Regions from separate parts of the Homo sapiens genome. Here region 1 is linked to region 2. A link is a loop called in an ENCODE intact Hi-C map of the cell type or tissue named here. Cell type or tissue: natural killer cell. All regions are shown on one strand. Each heading gives the region's core, and the rest is flanking DNA. Links, peaks and the distances in the headings are about the cores only. Region 1 overlaps DGLUCY (D-glutamate cyclase). Region 2 has its middle 8.3 kb from the start of RPS6KA5.

Region 1 (11,290 bases), core at 3,291-11,290, 89 kb after region 2:
GGCATGAGCCACTGTGCCTGGCTAGGAATTTATTTTAACAACCAAAAACTTAAAACTCAATAACATCATTAACTCATAAATTATTGTTTAGTTACAGATTACGAAAATGATAGAACCAGAAGGTGCTAACAAAATGTCTGTCCTGCATGTGTGGCATTTGACATGAAGAAACTGAGGCCCTTGCTGGGCGCAGTGGCTCATGCCTGTAACCCCAGCACTTTGGGAGGCCAAGGCAGGAGGATCACTTGAGCTCAAGAGTTCAAGACCAGCCTTGGACAAGATAGTGAAACCTTGTCTCTACCAAAAAAATACAGAAGTTAGCCAGGCATGGTGCAGTGTACCTGTAGTAGCAGCTACTGAGGAAGCTGAGGTAGGAGGATCGCTTGATCCCAGGAGGTCAAGGCTGCAGTAAGCCGTGATTGTGCCACTGCACCCCAGCCTGGGCGACAGAGTGAGACCCTGTCTCAAAAAAAGAAAAGTAAAGGCTACGCGCGGTGGCTCATACCTGTAATTTCAGCACTTTGGGAGGCCGAGGCGGGTGGATCACCTGAGGTGGGGAGTTTGAGATCAGCCTGACCAACATGGAGAAACCCCGTCTCTACTAAAAATACAAAATTAGCCAGGCGTGGTGGCGCATGCCTGTAATCCCAGCTACTCGGGAGGCTGAGGCAGGAGAATCACTTGAACCCGTGCGGCGGAGGTTGCTGTGAGCCGAGATGGTGCCATTGCACCCCAGCCTGGGCAACAAGAGCGAAACTCTATCTCAAAAAAAAAAAAAAGAAAAGAAAAGAAAAGAAAGAAACTGAGGCCCAAAGAGTTTGCATACTTTGCTATTAGTTCAGCCTGTCTTCTGTGTATGCAGGTGGTGTCTCTAGGTCGTTATCACTCTGGCAAATTCTCTCCCAGTGATGGAGATGTGTGGAGCCCCCAGTCTCTCCAACCAGGGAGTGGTGCTCATGGTGACCCTGAAGTAGGCTTGTGGGTCAGGCCGTTGGTTGAGCTGTGCAGTGCCAGAAGTAGCTAAACATCCTTAAAGGAACTGCCTAGTTTATCATTAGGACTAACCATGGAACCGATGACTCAGCGTTTACTGTTGGCAGTATCATACACTCAACCTGCATGTAGATTTCGTGCATCATATTTTGTGGTTACAGGAATTTGGCCTGATGGACCCGTTGCAGAAACTCTGTACTAAATAAGCAAACACGTGTGCTCTAGTTTTACAGGCCAAGCAAACTGTGAAACAGAAGGGTTGGCCTTTCTTGCCCTTAGCAGTCATACCTTGGACTTTTGCCACTTGGTTGGGTTGCTTTATTTGGCTAAGTAACTAAAAGCAGATTTACTTTGAAGAATGAGGTTCTCAAATATTCTAGAACTCTCTAAGAATGGACATTCACAGTCATGCTGGGCAGACAGAGTTATTCCCAAATTTTCAGAGTCATAAAGCTTATGTTTGGGCTGGGTGCGGTGGCTCACACCTGTAATCCCAGCACTTTGGGTGGCCGAGGCGGGCGTATCACAAGGTCAGGAGTTTGAGACCAGCCTGGCCAATATGGTGAAACCCTGCCTCTACTAAAAATACAAAAATTAGCCAGGCATGGTGGTAGGCACCGGTAGTCCCAGCTACTCAGGAGGCTGTGGCAGGAGAATTGCTTGAACCCAGTAGGTGGAAGTTGCAGTGAGTGGAGATTGCGCCGCTGCACTCCAGCCTGGGTGACAGAGTGAGACTCCATCTCAAAAAAAAAAAAAAAAAAAAAAAATCCAGTTTGGCCTGTGTGAAGCACCCACACAAAACCTTCCTTTCCCAATATTAGCGCCTTCCTGTGGAGCTGGAACAGGGGCCCCGGGGCTAGAATATTTGATATTCAAGACACACACTGAGTCTGGTGTGGTGCTTTTCAGCAACACATTGAAAAATTGTTGCTTTTCACACCAACAATTTGAAACTAAACATTTAATGTGAATGTTTCTTTTTTTTTGAGAGAATGTCTCACTGTCCCCCAGGCTGGAGTGCAGTGGTGCAATCGTGGCTCACAGCAGTCTTGACCTCCTGGGCTCAAGCAATCCTCCTGCCTCAGCCTCCTGAGTAGCTGGGATTACAGGTGCACGCCACCATGCCAGCTAATTTTTTTAGTTTTTGTTTTTTGTAGAGATGGGGGTCTCGCACTCCTGGACTCAAGGGATCCTACCGCCTCAGCGTCCCAAAGTGCTGAGATTCCAGGCATGAGCCACCACACCTGGCCTTAATCCGAATGTTTTTTAACAATCACAACTTGATTTTTAACATTTTAATTTAAAATTTTTATTATGGTTAAAAATATACAACATACAGTTTACCATTTTAATCATTTTTAAGTGTACAGTTCTGTGGCATTAAGTACATTCACATTGTTGTGCAACCATCACCACTCTCCATTTCCAGAACTCTCTTCATCTTCCCAAACTGAAACTCTCTGCCCATTACACGGTAACTCCCCATTCCCCACCCCATCTCCTGGACCCAGCCTGTGGTCACCACCATTCAGCTTTCCATGTCTGTCCATCTGTCTGTTGTGGGTGTCTTATAGAAATGGAATCATACAATATTTGTCACTTATGTCTGACTTATTTCAGTTTGCATAACGTGCTCAGGGTTCACCCATGTTGTAGCATGCATCAGAATTTCCTTCCTTTTTAAGGCTGAAGAATATTCTACTGTATGTATATACCACATTTTGTTTATCCATAATTTTTCTATAGTTTCTTATTTCTTTGTTGTTGTTGTTTTGTTTTTTTGAGACGGAGTCTCGCTCTGTCGCCCAGGCTGGTGTGCAGTGGCGTGATCTCGGCTCACTGCAAGCTCTGCCTCCGGGGTTCACGCCATTCTCCTAACTCAGCCTCCCAAGTAGCTGGGACTACAGGCGCCCACCACCACACCCGGCTAATTTTTTTTTATTATTTAGTAGAGACAGGGTTTCACCATGCTAGCCAGGATGGTCTCGTCTCGATCTCCTGACCTCATGATCCACCTGCCTTGGCCTCCCAAAGTGCTGGGAGTACAGGCGTGAGCCACCATGCCTGGCCTATTTTTTTTATTTTAAAATAATTGCAAAGTGACAAAACATTTCAAGAATGGTACTAAAGAAAATCTTTTTTATATCTCATTATTCATCTTTTTTATTTTTTCTTTTCTTTTCTTTTTTTTTTTTTTGAGATGCAGTCTTGCTCTGTCACCCAGGCTGGAGTGCAGTGGTGCGATCTTGGCTCACTGCAACCTCCGCCTCCTGAGTTCAAGAGATTCTCCTGTCTCAGCCTCCTGAGTAGCTGGAATTACAGGCGTGCGCCTCCACACCTGGCTAATTTTTGTATTTTTAGTAGAGACGGGGTTTTGCCATGTTGGCCAGACTGGTCTTGAACTCCTGGCCTCGGCCTCCCAAAGTGCTGGGATTACAGGCGTGAGCCACCCCACCCAGCCCTTCTTTTTTCTTTATAGACAGGGTCTCATGTCATAAGAGACCCTACCCGCCATTCCCCACCACGGAGTCCTACCTTACTCAGCTCCACCTTGTGGCTTTAGGACTGGATTGTTTAGAAAGGGGAGGAGAAGGGACCACCATTTGCTTTCATTGAAAATATTTGTTTTGGCCAGGTGTTGTGGCTCATGCCTGTAATCCCAACACTTTGGGAGTCCAAGGCAGGAGGATCGCTTGAGCCCAGGAGTTCAGAAAATACAGCCTGGGTAGCATAGTGAGACCCCCATCTTTACAAAAAAATAACAGAAATTAGCTGGGCACAGTGGTGCATGCCTGTGGTGGTCCCAAGCTACTCAGGAGGCTTAGGTGGGAGGATGGCTTGAGCCTGAGAGGTTGTGGCTGCAGTGAGCCATCATTGCACTACCTGCACTCCAGCCTGATGACAGAGCAAGACCCTGTCTCAAGAAAAAAAATAAAGAAAGAAAATACTTGTTTCATTAACAATTCTTTGCATGTGGGGAGCCCTTGTATTTAACCTATTAAATAAACAAATCTTAATTATGACTACCAGCATTTCCCCAATCTTGTCTCTGCTATTATAATACCATTTTTTAAATAAAATGATTATACAGTTAGGATGCCTTCTTCCTTGCAGCAACACTTATTTTGCAAATTTGCAGTTGTATTTAGGCTACCACCAGCAACTCTCTTGGCAAACATTGAGCAACTCCTACCACAAAAATTAATGAGTAGAGAGACAAGGTCTGCACACCTACTCATTTTGTTCTTCCATTATCAAGTTGTGGGACTCTGGGGAAGTGATCCAGGGGACATCTACAGAAACCAAAAATGGAGTTTTGTAACACTGTGAGTTGTTTATTCTTGTAAATAATAGGATCTTCTTGACTGGACTGGAAGCTTCAAGGAAGCTGTGTCTTCTGTTTTTCGTGTGCATCCTTCGTGGTTCTAAATATGATGCTACATGAATATAAGGTGTTTCCTGTCGTTGTGGGCTGGTGGAGCTGTGAGGGCTTCAGTGGGATAAACTGGAAGAAGGAGCCTGGGTTATGAAGTTCAGTGGATGCTTCTTGGGTTTTCTCTTCCTTGACCTCCCCGGACCGTAAATTCCTCCTTGAAATACTTGCTTCTGAATCACAAAGTTTCTCTCCTGCCTCCCTGGCCGCCTTTTCTCAGCTGCCTTTGTGTGAGCCACATGCTCTGCCCATCCCTCCTGACAGTGAGCTTTATTTACTTATTTATTTATTATAGACACAGTCTCGCTCTGTCGCCCAGGCTGGAGTGCAGTGGCGAAATCTCGGCTCACTGCAACCTCTGCCTCCCTGGTTCAAGCGAGTCTCGTGCCTCAGCCTCCCCAGTAACTGGGATTATAGACATGCGCCACCACACCTGGCTAATTTTTGTATTTTTAGTAGAGACAGGGTTTCACCATGTTGGCCAGGCTGATCTCAAACTCCTGTCCTCAAGTGATCCGCCCACCTCGGCCTCTCAAAGTGCTGGGATTGCAGGCGTGAGGCACCGCACCCGGCTGACAGTGAACATTTATTGGGCACCTCCCGTGTGCCAGGCACTGTTGATGCTGCACATCCAGCAGTGAGTACAACAGATGGAAAGGCTTGTCTTCTCTGAACTGAAAGGAAAAGAGGAAAACCCCCTCCCTTGGGTGTGAGCCTGCTTGCTTGTTTCTGCGTCACGGGAACAACCTCAGCTGTTCCCCATGGTGTGATGAGCACTGCCTGCTCATGCAGGCCTTGCCGGGCCCATGAAGGATGAAGGCAGCCTCTCCCCTGCAAGGTTCTTTCCTATGTGAACCCAAAAGTATCTAAGACAGAGCTCAATCAACTTAGAAAGTTTATTTTGCCAAAGTTAAGGATACAGCGTTAACATACAGCCTCAGGCGGTCCTGAGGACATGCACCCAAGGTGGTCGGGGTACAGGTTTTTATTATTTTTGTTTGTTTGTTTGTTTTTTGAGACAGGGTCTCACTCTGTCACCCAGGCTGGAGTGCAGTGGTGCGATCTCGACTCACTGCAGCCTCTGCCTCCCGGGTTCAAGCAGTTCTCCTGCCTCAGCCTCCCAAGTAGCTGGAATTACGGGTGTGCACCACTATGCCCAGCTAATTTTTGTATATTTAGTAAAGACAGGATTTTGCCATGTTGGCCAGGCTGGTCTTGAGCTCCTGACCTCAGGTGATCTGCCCAACTTGGCCTCCCAAAGTGCTGGGATTACAGGCGTGAACCACCATGCCTGGCCACAGCTTGGTTTTATACATTTTAGGGAGACCTGAGAAATCAATCTATGTGTGAGATTGATCAGCCTTTCACTGAATACACAATTTCCATGTGAGAGGAGGGTAGAGGAGTAGTCACTTATGCCTTAGTCTGGCTCAGTGAATCTACATTTTTACATAAACAATAGGGCAGAGGAAGCAATCAGATATGCATTTGTCTCAGGTGAGCCTCAGAGGGATGACTTTGGGTTCTGTCTATTCTTTGTCGGGCACCCATGAAAATAAGCTGTCAATTTACATTGCCAGGGTGAAATTCAATAGAACTGTTTTAGGGTAAAGATGTTGAAGCCCACAAGGAATTCATCTTTTAGCGATCTTATTTAGGAACAAAATGAGAGGCAGGCTTGCGCAGTTCCCAGCTTGACTTTTCCCTTTGGCTTAGTGATTTTGGGGTCTCAAGATTTATTTTCCTTTCACACCTGCGAGAGAGACTTTCTGATGCTCCTTCTCTGCCCTGCGCTCCCATCTCATCTGCCAACTTTGCGCTTTGGCTGCCCTGCTGTCCGTCCCCGACCTGCAGCCCTACTAGCTTCCTAAAAGGCAAGTTTCACAAATCACTCACTGCTCAGTACCTTCTGTGATTTCCTGAGGCTCCGGGATAAATCCAAATTTCTTCACATGACAGGTGGGTCCCCATGAGCCAGCCGCTGCTTTCCTTTCCAGACCCAGCTCCCGCCACCTCCTGCCTTGTGTCAGGCTCTGCAGCACGGACAGCTGGTCCCCCCAGTACCTCCCTGCCTTGCTCCTGCTGGCCCCTGGGCCTAGAGGGCCTTCTCCCTCCCCAGCCTGCTTCTAGTCTGACCCCTACTCTCCTTTTAGACTCAGCCCCTTCTCCTCCACCCTGAGTCCACAGGCCCCGGAGCGCTAAGCACATGGTGTTATAGTTAACTATTTACTTTTCTATCTTTTCCTGGAAGACAGACACGATGGTAGATGGTAATTATGCGTTTAATGTCTGTCTCCTGGGACGGTAAACCCCTGTGAGTGTGGGCTGTGACTGTCTTATTCACCACTGTGTTTTTGGCACGGGGCCCAGAGTAATAAACATGGGTAACACTTCCACAGCGCTAACTGTGAACCGGCCAGAAGTGTCCTGAGAGCCTTACATGAGTTTACAACTTTAACCCTTACCACCACTCAGTGAGGTACTGTGATATTATGAGATATGTATTTGGTCTTCCTCTGGTTTCCTGGCATACAACTTCTAAAATCCTTGGAATCTCCAAAGAGATAAACGTGTTTTTATAGGCTAGAGAGTTGACTGATGGCCAGGCGTGGTGGCTTTGGCCTTGCACGGCGGCTCACTCCTATAATCCTGGCACTTTGAGAGGCCAAGGCTGACTGATCATTTGAGCCCAGGAGTTTAAGACCAGCCCCGTCTCTACAAAAAGAAAAATTTAAAAATTAGATGGGCGTGGTGGTGCTCACCTGTAGTCCCAGCTACTCAGGGGACTGAGGTGGGAGGATTGCTTGAGCCCAGGAGGTTTGAGGCTGCAGTGAATTGTGATTGTACCACTGCACTCTAGCCTGGGCAAGAGAGCAAGACCCTGTTTCCAAAAAAAAAAAAAAAAGGACAGAAAAGACAAAAGAGCAGAAAGCCTCTCTTCCATCAGGGCCACCCCAAGGCACAACTCCAGAGGGCGCCATTCACATAAAATGTAGTGCGACAGCCACTCCTGCTCAGGCCCCAGTCTCCCACTTTCCCCTCTGAGGGCACCACTGATACCAAGCTCTTCTCCATCCTTCCACAGATGTCTATGTGGATGTGAACAGAACATGGGCATGTCGGTTAATAGAGAATTCTCCACCTTGCCTTGTTAATTTTGCATCATTGGGAGATTATTTCAGATAAGGTGTGTAGGGTAGCCTCATTCTTTTTTTTTTTTTTTGAGATGGAGTCTCGCTCTGTTGCCCAGACTGGAGTGCAGTAGCGTGATCTCGGCTCACTGCAACCTCCGCCTCCCAGGTTCAAGTGATTCTCCTGCCTCAGCCTCCCGGGTAGCTGGGATTACAGGCATGCACCACCACACCTGGCTAATTTTTGTATTTTTTGTAGAGATAGGGTTTTGTCATGTTGCCTAGGCTGGTCTCAAACTGCTGGGGTCCAGCGATCCTCCCACCTTGGCCTCCCGAAGTGCCGGGATTACAGCCATGAGCCACTGTGCCCGGCCTGTTTCTAAATCATTTCTTTTACAAACAGTGCTGCTGTGTACTCAGTCACTGTTTGAGCACATCTGTAGGATACAGTCCTAGGATTGGATTGCTTGGGTAAACAGAGAAATTACTTTCTAAAGGTGGAATTTCAGAAATCTGTGACAAGCATACATGAGATATTTTTACACTGAAGTTTGGGGCTTGTCAGATCTGGCTAGGGGTTGACTGTCTGTGGGGCTCCTCTCTGATATATTTGATGTTAGGGAATGATGTTTCTGGGTTTGATAGTTTGTTCTCTAAAGAGAAAAGAGAGAGCTCAGAGCAGAAAGGTAGCTTTTTGGATTCTAGCCAGGGCTCACTGATTGGATCTCATCTCACCTCACTTCTAGAGGAAGACCACTCCGGAAAACAAGATACCTGGGCCATGCAGCAGTGGGTTCCCCAGTGCCCTGATAGAAAGTCTGAGAAGTTCAGGATTCAGTCCCTAAAAGCATATGGGCTGAAGAGGCTCTGGCCCTAAAATCACCTTGTTGGGGATAGTGGGAAGGTCCCTGTTATTTTTAAAATATACTGAGGATGTGATTCCTAACACCACAAAATGGGTGGGTGGGTGAATGGATGAATGGCTGGGTGAATGGATAGATGGATGAATGAATGGGTGAGTGGGTGGATGGATGGATGGATGGATGGATGGATGAATGGGTGGATGGATGGATGGATGGGTGGATGGATGGATGGATGGATGGATGGATGGATGGATGAATGGGTGGATGGATAGATGGATGGATGGGTGGATAGATGGATGGATGAATGAATGGGTGGATGGATGGATGGGTGGATGGATGGATGGATGGATGGATGAATGAATGGGTGGATGGATGGATGGGTGGGTGGATAGATGGATGGATGAATGGGTGGATGGATGGATGGATGGATACATACATAGATTCATACATATAGAAAGGTAAATAGTGATCAAACAAACATGAACTTAGACCTGCTTTATTATTAGGTAACTTCTTTGAGCTCGTTGGACCTCAGTTTCTGTCTGTAATAGGATTAACAATGCCTTTTTTGTGTGTGGGACTATAGTGACAAACTAACAGATGATGTACGTAAACGCCCTAGCATGGTCCTGGCACACTGTGGGTCACCATATATGGTGGTAGTTGCTATCATTTACTGTGAGTGGGCATTCTCTGATTGGTGTATATTGAAGGCATTTTTTTTTTGACTTTGCAGGAGCCAAGTTACACCCTGTTTAACCCTGCCTTCAAAGGGACGACTCTGTAAGGTAGGGGCTCTCAGCCTTCTTTTCCTCCCAGCATGCACGGTGGGTGACACTGGGGTGCCTGGCACACTCCCAGCATGCATTTCACAGGGCAGGATTTCTGGCAACACTCATTTCTCTCCAGGCCAGGAAAGCAACCTAGAAATCAACTTACATTTACATTAAAACAGTACATAAATAAAGGAAAGAGAAGGCAATAACCCTCAGACTTTGGTCTCCTGGCTAAAATGTATTTGCAAAACAGCACACAGCTTGCACCTGCTGCCCTCTAGGGTAATAATGAGGGTGGGTGGAGGTACCTGTGGGGTGGCCCATTCCAGTGGGTTTGGGCAAATGAGGACGGTTATCAGAGGAGTGGCTGCTATTCCCCACAAGGTTATGGAAAGCTTCTCTCTTTGGCCTTTGCTGTGTGCCAGGCAGAGGTGCTAGGTCCTCTCTGCAGTGTGCAGTGACCCTGGGGAACCACAGACATTCAGGACCCTGGCTGGTAGCTCAGTTGCTTGGCTAAGGTGGTCAGGCTTGCCAGGCCCAGGCGTTAGGCAAGCCCAGGCCTGACCTGCCAAAGCAGCTGCTTTAAGCCTCAGAATCTTCACTGGGCAATGGAATCCTACCTCACCTGACTCCTCCCAGCACCCCCTCCCACTAGCCTGCGGGGACTAAGTGTTCTCTCCCCTGTGTCCCCACAGCACTTTGTTCCCACAGCTATTAAAGTACTCACTGTTGGCTCTAAGTACATCTCTCCTCCTTCCAAAGCAATATTCTTTTTGTTTTGTTTGCTAGAGATTTCATGTAATCTCAAATTCTTTGTTAAAATGGCCCTGGGGTTTACATTATTTTCTATCTAGGAGATTAGAGTTGAAAACATAAATTGGTGGTTTGGAATTCCACTGAGTTCTTCTCTTTAGATAGAATTGTGGAAAGTCAGGCTTGTCCAGAACCCTCACTATGGGCACTGTCCTTGAATCCTGCTCTCATTCATTCTGCAGTCAGCTAGTCATCCAACAAACACTTACTGAACTCCCACCTTTGTGCCACTATGCTAGGCACTGGGTATATTTGGATGAAAAGGACCTTGGCTATGCTTTAGAGACCAACACAATGTGGTTATCTAGCTCTAGATTTTGTTGACATACTAAAACCTATCTTTTTTTTTTTTTTTTTGAGACAGGTCTCACTCTGTTGCCCAGGCTGGAGTGCAGTGGCGTGATCTTGATTCACCGCAGCCTTGACCTCCTGGGATCAAGTGGTCCTTCCACCTCAACCTCCCAAGTAGCTAGGACTACAGGCATGCAATACCATGCCTGGCTTTTTTTTTTTTTTTTTGGTAGACATGGGTTTTTGCCATGTTGCCTGGGCATGTCTTGAACTCCTGGCCTCAAGCAATCCTCCTGCCTCAGCCTCTCAAAGTGCTGGGATTACAGGCGTGAGCCACCACACCTGGCTAAAACCTCTTTTTTTAATAGCATAAGTCAATTTAGGCCAGGTGTGGTGGCTCACGCCTGTAATCCCAGCACTTTGAGAAGCCAAGGTGGGCTGATCACTTGAGGCCAAGAGTTTGAGACCAGCCTGGTCAACAAGGTGAAACCTCGCCTCTACTAAAAATACAAAAACAAGCCAGGTGTCGTGGCACATACCTGTAATCCCAGATATTCAGGTGGCTGAGGCATGAGAATCTCTTGAAGCCAGGAGGCGGAAGTTGCACTGAGCTGAGATTGCGCCACTGTACTCCAGCCTGGGAGACAGAGTGGCGAGACTCTGCCTCAAGAAAAACAAACAAACAAAAAAGAAGTCAACTTACAGGATTCCTTTCTGAGCACAATTTCCTAGAGATTTGAGACCACCTCTATTTTTTAAAAATCATATTTTTTAGCTTTTAATTGTGATTTAAAAAACACATTCTACTTTTAAAAATCTACAATATCTATTTACTCACCAAAGATTGTATAAGGCACTGTGCCTAGAGTGGGGTTAGGGGAAGGACAAAGAAGAAAACACAAAGTCCCTATACCTTCTAGAAACCTAAATCTAAATAAGGGAAGTCACATGTCGACAGAAACTCGGCCTCTTATTTCACTTGCGATTGCG
Region 2 (11,418 bases), core at 1-8,000:
TTTTTCTTACCTCCTTTGCAGTTAGGTTAGGGTCATATGACTATGATCTGGCCAATGGGGTATGGGCAGATCCTATTGGTATGATATATAACATTTTCAGGCCTGACCAGAAAACTCCTTGCATAATCACTCACACTCTTCTCTTTCAACTGCTGTAACAAAGGCCACATTTTTAATGTGGGTATGCCACAGACTGGGAGGACTCTGAACCCCTGAGTTTCCACTTAATTCTTTAAGGAGCCACCTGACCTATGTCAGACTGTGATGTGAGCAATACATACACCGTTTTAGGCATAAGCTAGTTAGATGGGATTATTTGCTACCAAAGCATAATCTAGCCTTATACTACTTCATATGTGTAATATGGAGGGATCAAAATTTTAGGAAGATGTCCTGAGGCAGGCAAAGAGCCTATTCGGTTGAGAGATTGAGAAAGGCAGTGGAGCCTTAATGCAGTAAGCAAGGGATGAGGTTCAGGAGGTGGGCAGAGGCCCGGTCAGGAAGTATGTGGTTGCTCTTATTAATATTTTTGGACTTTATCCTGTGTGAAGTGGGAAGCAGTAGAAGGAATTTAAACACAGGAATGATATAATCGTGGTAGTATTTTCAGAAGGTCACTGAAGTTAGTGTTTGGAGACTGCGCTGGAGAAGGCAAAATGGGATACAAGGAGACCAGTTAGGAGGCTATCACTGTAATCTGGGCAAAAGATGAGAGTGGGTGCAGTAGAGATGGAGAGAAATGGAACATTTCTATGTTTATATTTTGAACTTGAAGGATTAGACTTGGTTAGTGAGAAAAATGGAAATATCTGAAATGACACCAGTGTTTCTAGCGTGAGCAGCTAGTGGCTGGAAGAGGATGGCAGTACCATTTAATAATGAAAGGGACAAATTAAAGGAAGAGCACATATGAGAGAGAACATCAAGAGTTTAATTTTGAGACATCCAGGGCCAAAATTAAGTAGCTATGTGGATATATGAGTCTAGAGCTCTGAAGAGAGGTCTAGCATAGGGATGTAAGCTTAGGAATCACTGGCACATAGATGACATTTGAGGCCAGAGGTACGAATGAGATTACCTAGGGAGAAGCCTGGGTGCGGTGGATCATGCCTGTAATCTCAGCACTTTGGGACGCTGAGATGGGCAGATCGCTTGAATTCAAGACCAGCCTGGTCAACAAGGTGAAACCCTATCTCTACTAAAAATACAAAAATTAGCTGGGCATGGTGGTGCATGCCTATAATCCAAGCTACTCGGGAGGCTGAGGCAGGAAAATCACTGGAACCCAGGAGGCAGAGGTTGCAGTGAGCTGAGATCGCATCACTGCACTCCAGCCTGGGTGACACAGTCAGACTCTGTCTCAAAAAAAAAAAAAAAAAAAAAGAAAAGAAAAGTTGGAATAAGAAGGTGGAGCTAGAGGTAGAAAAGGAAAACCTGGAGAGTTTTGTATCTTGGAAGCCAAAGTATTTCCAGAAGAAGGGAATGGTCAGCTGTATCAGATACCCTAAGATGTCATATAACATGAGGTCTAGAAAGATCCACTGAATTTGTCAACTTGGGTACCACTGATGACAATATCCAGAGCAGTTTTGGCAAGGCAAATGGAAGGTGAGGAAGTAGTAACCATGTGTGGGGACATATTTTTCTCCAAAGGAAAATAGAGAACAAAGATCCTAGCTGGAGGGATCCAGGGAGTTTTTCGGTTTTTTGGCTTTTAATCTTATTTTCAAATAATTTTAAAATTGCAGAAGAGTTGCAAAACTTAGTAAACTTAGTAAAGCAGAAGCACGCCATATGATCACTTAAATGTGCACACATGTAGGAAGAGTTTCTTCCACAGACTTAAGCACTGTGCTGAGTGATAGGAGGGAGGGGAGGGCATGGGTTAGGGATCTGAGGAGAGTGGAAACAGGTTGGAACAGCCACTATGAGAAATAGATCTATCCAGGCAGCTTGTATAAACGCTGATTAGCACAGGGCTCCAGTGGAGTTAGAAAGCCTGAATCAGGATAGTGAAGTGTCTTTCTCTAGCAACTTACATATCCCCTCTGGGTGGGAGATGAGCGGTTGGGCAACAACCTGGTTAAAGTGAATGACCCTGGGGCCTAAGCTGGGTGAGAAGGCAATGAAGCCAGGATAAGCTGCTAGCCTGGAAGAATAGGATGGAGTCCAAGGAGTTGGCGCTAGTATGGATGAGTTCTCAACCTTGGCTGAACATCGGGATCACCTGGGATACTGAAAAATAACAACAAAACAAAACAAAAATCTCCACCACTCCTACCCCTAAAGAATGTGACTTAAATTGGTCTGGGGTTGGGCCTGGACTTTGGGATTTTTTTTAAAGCTCCCCACATCATTAACCTAATGTACAACCAAGTTTGTAATGCACAACTCTTGCACAACTATTAGAGCAGACAGTGGTAAATAAGAGCAAATTGGAGTTTTGGAAAAAACAGCAACTTTTCAGAGGTAGTGATGACACTAGAGAAAATAGGAGGGAAAATTATAAATGAGTAGCTGAAAACACCAAATTAAATGGGTGCGGGGCTTGAGTGATTAGTGATGTGACCAGACAGCTTGGAGTCAAATGAGGAAAAGTTGTTGAACTGGGGTGAGATAATGGACTATGGCCTGGAGGATGCAGCAGCTGGAAGTGAGGAAAAAGTCACTGCTCCCTCCTGCCCTGAGAGATGGAGAAGTAGAGAGGGTGGGGTCCGTGAAAAGGCTGAGACAGAGAGGTTGTCCAGCAAAAGGTCAGATTTCTGCTATGGCCAGAAGAGTAATCAAGAAAAGACCTTGAAAATATGTTTCTTCCTCTCAGAAACTGACTTTATCCACTGGGCGTGGTGGCTCACGCCTGTAATCCCAGCACTTTGGGAGGCCAAGGCAGGAGGATCACCTGAGGTCAGGAGTTTGAGACCAGCCTGGCCAACATGGTGAAACCCTGTCTCTACTAAAAATAGAAAAATTAGCCGGGCCTGGTGGCACATGCCTGTAATCCCAGCCACCAGGGAGGCTGAGGCAGGAGAATCACTTGAACCCGGGAGGCAGAGGTTGCAGTGAGCTGAGATTGCGCCATTGCACTCCAGGCTGGGTACCAGAGTGAAACCCCATCTGAAAAAAAAAAGAAAAAAAAAAAAAAAAAGAAGGAAAGAAAAGAAACTGACTTTATCCAGGCTGGCTTGGTACCTGCTGCCAGAACGGGGTCCGTGCTCACCCCCTTTTGTTGTAAGCCTATGTCTGTGGCACCATTCTATGTGGTCTCACCTATCCTTAGCTTTATACCTCTTCACTGAGAAGCGGAGAGGATCACTTGAGCCCAGGAGTTCTTGAATCCAGCCCGGGCACATAGCATGACCCCATCTCTAAACCAAAGGAAAAAGAAAAACCACTATCACTTGCCATAAACAGGAAGCAGGAAGTAAATATTAAAATAAATACAATGAAAACAAAATGATAGTAAGTTCTAGCTAGATACAGTTGTCTGCTGGTAGCTGAGTCTGAGGTCTATACTTTCCTTGCTAGAAAGAGTTATTTCGGCCGGGCGCGGTGGCTCACGCCTGTAATCCCAGCACTCTGGGAGGCCGAGGCGGGTGGATCACGAGGTCAGGAGATCGAGACCATCCTGGCTAACACGGTGAAACCCCGTCTCTACTAAAAAAAAAAAAAAATTAGCCGTGCATGGTGGCGGGCGCCAGTAGTCCCAGCTACTTGGGAGGCTGAGACAGCAGAATGGTGTGAACCTGGGAGGTGGAGCTTGCAGTGAGCCCAGATTGCACCACTGCACTCCAGCCTGGGTGACAGAGCGAGACTCCATCTCAAAAAAAAAAAAAAAAAAAGAAAGAGTTATTTCATGTTGAGTAGATTGAGGAAGAACAAAAAAAAGAAGAGTGATTGGTAAAAATTAGAGAAAAGCTAAAGACTACTGGCACCAAACCCAGGCTTGCTTCTTGGTATAATCACAAATGAAAGGGAACCAAAAAAAAAAACACTTTTTCATTAGGAGAGATGAGAAGTTTAGGTGGTACATGGACAGTCATTTAGTTATATAAGTAAGCAAGGGGGGAGAGGGCCTCACTTGGCGTAAGCCACTAGGACTTGATTAATCTTACCATTTAGGCAATGTGAGCAGGAAGTTCCTCACCTTTGCATTTATAGGAAGTAGGAAACACCCAAGGCCCACCACATCATACTTTCCTTTAACTGGCTCTATCAAAACACTTCAAAGTATACATAGATAAGAAAGAAAATCTTTCAAAAAGTCAAAAACTACATTACCAATATCTTTTTTTTTTTCTTTTTTTTTGAGACAAGGCCTTACTCTGTTCCACAGACCAGAGTGTAATGGCACGATCTCGGCTCACTGCAACTTCTGCCTCCTGGGCTCAAACAATCCTCCTACCTCAGTCTCCCAAGTAGTTGGGACTACAGGCACATGCCACCACACCCAGCTAATTCTTGTATTTTTTTGTAGAGATGGGATTTCACCTTGTTGCCCAGGCTGGTCTCGAACTCCTGGGTCCAAGCAATCCACCCACCTCGGCCTCCCAAAATGCTGGGATTACAGGCCTGAGCCACTGCACCTGGCCCATTATCAATATCTTAATACTATTTTTGACCCTGTCAGTACCTTTGCCATGTGATATAGAGCCAGTAAGTTGAAGAGACTGCAAGATACAAAGACCAACACAGTTAGGGGGTGGTGTGAAGTTCACACTTACTGAAGACACCCACCACTGCTGAAGTTGACATGTCACCACAGTTACAAAGTGAGAAGGTTGGGAATGTACTGGCGCGTGCACACACACACACGCGCACGCACACACACACACACACACACACACACACACACACACCCCTTGCATTCACAGAGAGACAGTCTTGCGAAGGGGGCAGCAGCAAGTAAGCAGTGTCCTCACCTTACCTTTTGATGCACCAGATACTACCTTTCTAGCTTAGCAACCTTCCTAGCATTGCAGATGAGGAACACTAGGACGAAAGGGAAGATTCAAGTTTAAGATGTTCCACCTCCGTTTCAACCTGTGCCAACCAGCACACAGCTGTGAGAGATTTCAGAGGGATGCGCATCACATATATATCCAATTAAAAGATATAAAGATATTGGGGGCCGGGCACGGTGGCTCCCACCTGTAATCCCAACACTTTGGGAGGCTGAGGAGGGTGGATCACCTGAGGTTGGGAGTTTGAGATCAGCCTGACCAACATGGAGAAATCCCGTCTGTACTAAAAATACAAAATTAGCCAGGCGTGGTGGGGCATGCCTTGTGATCCCAGCTACTCAGGAGGCTGAGGCAGGAGAATCACTTGAACCCGGGAGGTGGAGGTTACAGTGAGCTGAGATCGTGCCATTGCACTCCAGCCTGGGCAACAAGAGCGAAACTCCACCTCAAAAAAAATAAAATAAAACAAAATAAAGATATTTGGACTCCCTCTCTCCTCCCTTGGAATCTTCTGGACGGAATACAAAAAGAAAGCAAAGCAAAAACATAGAAAAGGTCCCATTTTTAATGAAACAAGGAAACTCTCAGAACCTCAAACCACAAACCATGAGGTATGCCTGCCAAATACTGCAAAGTCTGTACTAAAATTGATGAAATGCTAAGAGTCAATGTACAGTGCCTACATCCATGAGCAGGCAATATGTTTCCTTAGAGGCACCAAATCATTGATCCTTGGATTGGAGGGGTGTTTCCCAAAGGGGAAAGGAGACTTGTGTTATTAGGGAAGAGTGAAGTAAGTTTAGGTGGTACATGAAGAGTCATTGAGTTATATTAAATAACCTAATGAAAAAGTGATTCTTTTTTTTAGTTCCCTTTCATTTGTGATTATATCAAGAAGAAAGCCTTGGTTTGGTGCCAGTAGTCTTTAACTTTTCTCTAATTTGTCCTAATCATTCTTTCTAACAAGGAAAATGCAGACCTCAGACTCAGCTCCCAGCAGACAACTGTATCTGGCTAGAACTTACTAAAGTTTTGTTTTCGTTGCACTTATTTATTGTTTATTTTCTATTTTGGGACGGAGTCTTGCTCTGTCACCCAGGCTGGAGTGCAGTGGCGTGATCTCAGCTCACTGCAACCTCCACCTTCCGGGTTCAAGCGATTCTCCTGCCTCAGCCTCCCAAGTAGCTGGGATTACAGGCGCCCACCACCATGCCCAGCTAAATTTTTTTTGTATTTTTAGTAGAGACAGGGTTTCACCATGTTGGCCAGGCTGGTCTCGAACTCCTGACCTCAGGTGATCCGCCCACCTCAGCCTCCCAAAGTGCTGGGATTACAGGCGTGAGCCACCGCACCCAGCCTCATTGCATTTATTTTAATATTTACTTTCTATTTATGGCAAGTGATACTTTCTTTACTTTTCCTTCTTTTTTTTTAAGAAATGTGCCCAGGCTGGGTTACAGAACACATGGGCTGAAGCCATCCTCCCACCTCAGCCTTCCAAGTAGCTGGAACTACAGCTATTGTGTAGTTCCATTGTGCCCAGCTTGATATTTTTCACTTATGATAATGATATGCCTCTTTTTTTTTTTTTTTTTGTCACCCAGGCTGGAGTGCAGTTGTGCAATCTTGGCTCACTGCAACCTCCCCCTCCAGGGTTCAAGTGATTCTCCTGCCTCAGCCTCCCAAGTAGCTGGGATTACAGGTGCCTGCCACCACACCCAGCTAATTTTTGAATATACCTCCTTTTTAAATAAGAAGGCATTTAGTTGAAAAAACTGGGAATTAATTTAAAGAAAAAAAATCGACTTTAGTATAGGTGATCTACAGATAAGGCAAAAATTGTGGAAGTGGTACTCAAATGACTGAAATTTATATTTGACTTACAAGACCCAGGAAAAACTGGTAGTGTTCCTTTGAAGAACCAGTATGATAGTAGGGAGGGTCAAAATTAGGGAGAAGCTGGAGGATGGTTATTTATTTCTATTTTTTGTGACCTGCCCTCCAAGCCAAAAGAGTCTCTTGGAGATGAGGGGGTGAAGGGGGTAGAGAAATAATTTCTAGATTAGAACCCAGAGAGCCTAGAGTGACAGGGCTTTGCTGGGGGCCTTGGCACCTCCTGAGAGCCAAAACCTGAGAATCTCAGAGACATTCTCTCATGGAGAGGAAATACTGTCAACAGATTTGGAAACACACTAAAGTGAAGCAGCCGATTGCCTCAAAGTCCTTCTTCTTCCTCTACCCATGCTATTTAACAAATAATTCTCCATCACATCAGAGAAATTACAAAGTTATCTCTTTTTAAAATAAAAAAAATACTCAAAGGTGAGGTTCAGAAGTAAAAGTAAGGAATTATAGAACAACAAAAGAGGAAAAAACTGAGTGGCAAATCTCAAGAAAAGAAAGACAGGAAAGCCACTTTGGAATCAACCAAAAGAGAATGAACAAGAGGGAAAACAATGGAACAATATGGAAAAGAACAAAGAAATAAACATAATCATAAACATTTGATAGTTATGGAAAATAAGCAATAGAGATCCAATAGATGCATAATTGGCATTCCTGAAGACCAAGTCAGAACAAATGAAACAATAGAATAATGGAGGAAACTTAACCAAAATGAAGACTTGAGTCAGCAGGTAGAAAGCACACACTGTGTCAAGGTAAAATGAGTACAGAGTGATCAATAACAAAGTACATCAGATTTTTAAAAACCAAGAGCAACACAATGTTAAAGGACAATGAAGCAAGGTTTATAAAACTTAAGGGCATGAAGCTGTGACTCATGAATTTTATATTTTGCCAAATTGTCCCTTAAGAAGTCTAAAGGCTGACCAGGTGTGGTGGCTCACACCTATAATCCCAGTACTTTGGGAGGCTGAGGCTGGCAGATCACAAGGTCAGGAGATAGAGACCATCCTGGCAAACACGGTGAAACCCCGTCTCTACTAAAAATACAAAAAAAAAAATTAGCAAGGTGTGGTGGCACGCGCCTGTATTCCCAGCTACTCAAGAGGCTGAGGCAGGAGAATGGTGTGAACTCAGGAGGCAGAGGTTGCAGTAAGCTGAGATTGCACCACTGCACTCCATCCTGGGCAACAGAGCGAGATTCCACCAAAAAAAAAAAAAAAAAAGAAGTCTAAAGGCTGTTGGCAGTCATTCTTGAGCATGAATTAACTCAAGAGTTTCCACATTCTTGAAAAAAAAGTTTTTTACGTTGAAATTATTCAACCAAGAGATTAATCAAAATAAAGAAATCAAGGAAGGAATTGAGGATTAAAAAAAATACTGAAGATGAGTTTTGAATTGTTTTAAATACAGAACCAAGAATAAATAGCTGTGGAATTTATGGTTAAAGAACAAAATGTAGGCTAGGCGTGGTGGCTCACGCCTATAATCCCAGCACTTTGGGAGGCCAAGGCGGGTGGATCACGAGGTCAGGAGTTTGAGACCAGCCTGGCCAATATGGTGAAACCCCGTCTCTACTGAAAACGCAAAAATTAGTTGGGCGTGGTGGTGGGTGCCTGTAGTCCCAGCTACTCAGGAGGCTGAGGCAGAAGAATCGCTTGAACCCAGGAGGCAGAGGTTGCAGTCAGCCAAGATCGCGCCACTGCACTCCAGCCTGGTAACAGAGTGAGACTCCATCTCAAAAAAAAAAAAAAGAACAAAATGTAAACATTCCAAACTCTTATACTGTGAACATAATTATACACCTAACAAAAATGGGGAAGTGAGGGGAAAGGGCAGTTGGAAGATTTCTAAGCATGTAAATTTACTCATCTTTAATGGCTGGAAAATAATCCAGTCTAAAAAATGAACTCCAGCCAGGCGTTGGGGCTCATGCCTACAATCCCAGCACTTTAGGAGGCCCAGGCAGGAGGATCGCTTGAGCCCACGAGTTCAAGATCAGCCTGGGCAACCTGGGGAAACCCCTTATCTACTAAAAATACAAAAAACTAACCAGGCATAGTGGCATGCACCTGTAATCCCAGCTACTCGGGAGGCTGAGGCACGAGAATCTCTTGAATGTGGGAGTTGGAGGTTGCAGTGAGCTGAGATCACACCACTGCACTCCAGCGTGAGCAACAGAATGAGACTCTGTCTCAAAAAAAAAAAAAAGAACTCCATGAACTGCAGCTTTTTAAAACAGACACGATTCTAATTTCTTGATGATTTTTGTGTTCGTTTTTTCTTATCTTTAAGGGGATTATTTTAGGAATTTTTGTGGTTTACAAACATTTAGCTGAAGTTCAGCAATTATTTCTATTTTACTTAATTTCTGTTTTCTGTAAAATTAAACTTAATTTTACTTAAAAATAATTTGCAGAATAAAATTCCATTGTTATCTATTGATCTTTTTGCTCTGCATGCCCAAATTCAGATGACATATACCAAATATTGATGGCTGTTTCCAGAAAGTGAGATTTGAGACACCAAAAAAAAAAACAAAAAACAAAACTTCCTCATGGTGCTTTCTAAAGCTTTTTAGAAAAGCTCATTCTATATAAAACTAACAGTCATTGCCAGGTGCGGTGGCTCATGCCTGTAATCCCAGCACTTTGGGAGGCCGAGGCGGGCAGATCACGAGGTCAGGAGATCAAGACCATGGTGAAACCCTGTCTCTACTAAAAATACAAAAAATTAGCTGGGCACGGTGGCGGGCGCCTGTCGTCCCAGCTACTCGGGAGGCTGAGGCATGAGAATGGCATGAACCCGGCAGGCAGAGCTTGCAGTGAGCCAAGATCATGCCACTGCACTCCAGCCTGGGTGACAGCAAAAAAAATAAAAAACATAAAATAAAAATAACAGTCATTTTTCTTGAGTAGTGTGGAATAGAAGGATAAGATGGAAGATGGCTCCCATGCCTTTTGTCACCAGGTGTTACACCCATGATTATGTGATTTATGTGGTGAAAAGGATTTTGCAGATGTCATAAAAGTTAATTACAGGCCAGGTGCAGTGGTTCATGCCTAGCACTTTGAGAGGCTGAGGCGGATGGATTGCCTGAGCTCAGGAGTTCGAGACCAGCCTGGGCAACATGGATAAACCCCATCTCTACTAAAAGTTCAAAAATTAGCCAGGTGTGATGGCACACGCCTGTAGTCCCAGCTACTCAGGAGGATGAGGCACGAGAATTGCTTAAACCTGGGAGGCAGAGGTTGGAGTGAGCCAAGATCGTGCCACTATACTCCAGCCTGGGCGACAGAGTGAGATTCCATCTCAAAAAAATTTTTTAAAAATTAACTCTGTCATCCAGGCTAATGTTTGTGTTTTTAGTAGAGATTTTTGTATTTTTAGTAGAGACAGGGTTTTGCCATATTGGCCAGGCTGGCCTCAAACTCCTGACCTCAAGTGATCCATCCCCGTCGGGATTACAGGTGTGAGCCACCGCTCCTGGCTGCATGAAAAATCTTTAATGCAAAAGGGTTATCTGGTTGCTGGCTTTGAAAATGGAGGGGACCAAGTGGAAAGGCCCTGAGGAGCAGCCTCTAGGAGTTAAGAGCCGCTCCCTTGCCAACAACCAACAAGGAAACAAGGACCTCAGCCCTACACCTTCAAGAACCTGCAAGGCAGAAGGATCACTTGAACCCAGGAGTTCGAGGCTGCAGTGAGCTATGACCGTCTTACTGCATAAGATAAATTGAAGATAAATGAAGTTAGCAAGGCCAAGGTGGGAGAATCGTGTGAGGCCAGGAGTTTAAGACCAGCCCGGGCAATATAGCAAACCCCCATCTCTACAAAAAAATTTAAAAATTGCCTGGCACGGTGGCTCACACCTATAATCCCAGCACCTTGGGAAGTAGAGGTGGGCAGATTGCTTGATCCCAGGAGTTTGAGACCAGGCTGGGCAACATAATGAGACCTCATCTCTACCAAAAAAAAAAAATATATATATATATACACACACACACACACACACACACACACACACACACACACACAGTCAAGCACCTGTATTCCCAGCTACTTGGGAGGCTGAGGTGGGAAGATCACATGAGCCTAGGAGGCCAAGTCTGCAGTGAGCTGTGATTGTGCCATGCACTCCAGCCTGGGCAACTGAGCGATACCCTGTCTCAAAAAAAAAAAAAAAAAAATATATATATATATATATAAACCGAGTGTGATGGCATGTACCTATAGTCCTAGCTACTTAGAAGGCTGAGGTGGGAGGATCACTTGAACCCAGGAGTTCGAGGCTGCAGTGAGCTATGATGTGGTCTCATTGGACTCTAGCCTGGGTGACAGAGTGAGAACCTGACTCAAAAAAACAAAAAAAGAATGAAGGTAACAGCATCTTTGTTCTTCAGACAGATTCTCTCTGACATCTACCTCCCAATTTCTGCCCCATATAATTTTATGGCTAAAAAACATTTACCTTCTATTCTTAACCATAATTAAGTATTCCACAGACTGACCGTAAAACATGAAAATCACTTAAACAGCATTTATTAGGTTGGTG

The links. A loop is a pair of places that touch in the nucleus more often than their neighbours do. Peaks named below come from ENCODE experiments on the same cell type or tissue, not always from the same donor. Only the 100,000 strongest peaks of a DNase experiment are listed, where the experiment ranks them.
Region 1: it touches region 2 in a loop (6-fold over the local background); 21 of 110 quality-filtered maps call a loop at or near these places.

What each region holds. Positions count from the first base shown.
Region 1 is chr14:91,148,483-91,159,772 of GRCh38, forward strand. DGLUCY (D-glutamate cyclase) reads left to right here. Exons shown (of 14, transcript NM_001102368.3): 2 at 9,157-9,208. Among named protein-coding and RNA genes, the nearest start is that of SNORA11B, 28 kb to the left of the region's middle. RefSeq lists silencers at 4,242-4,520, 7,843-8,137. In natural killer cell, for the core only: no CTCF peak of the experiment used is centred there; a DNase peak (open chromatin) is centred at 6,789.
Region 2 is chr14:91,063,261-91,074,678 of GRCh38, forward strand. It overlaps a transcript of DGLUCY not described here. Among named protein-coding and RNA genes, the nearest start is that of RPS6KA5, 8.3 kb to the left of the region's middle. RefSeq lists an enhancer at 106-255. In natural killer cell, for the core only: no CTCF peak of the experiment used is centred there; DNase peaks (open chromatin) are centred at 21, 4,151, 4,761 and 5,581; H3K27ac peaks cover 2,892 bases.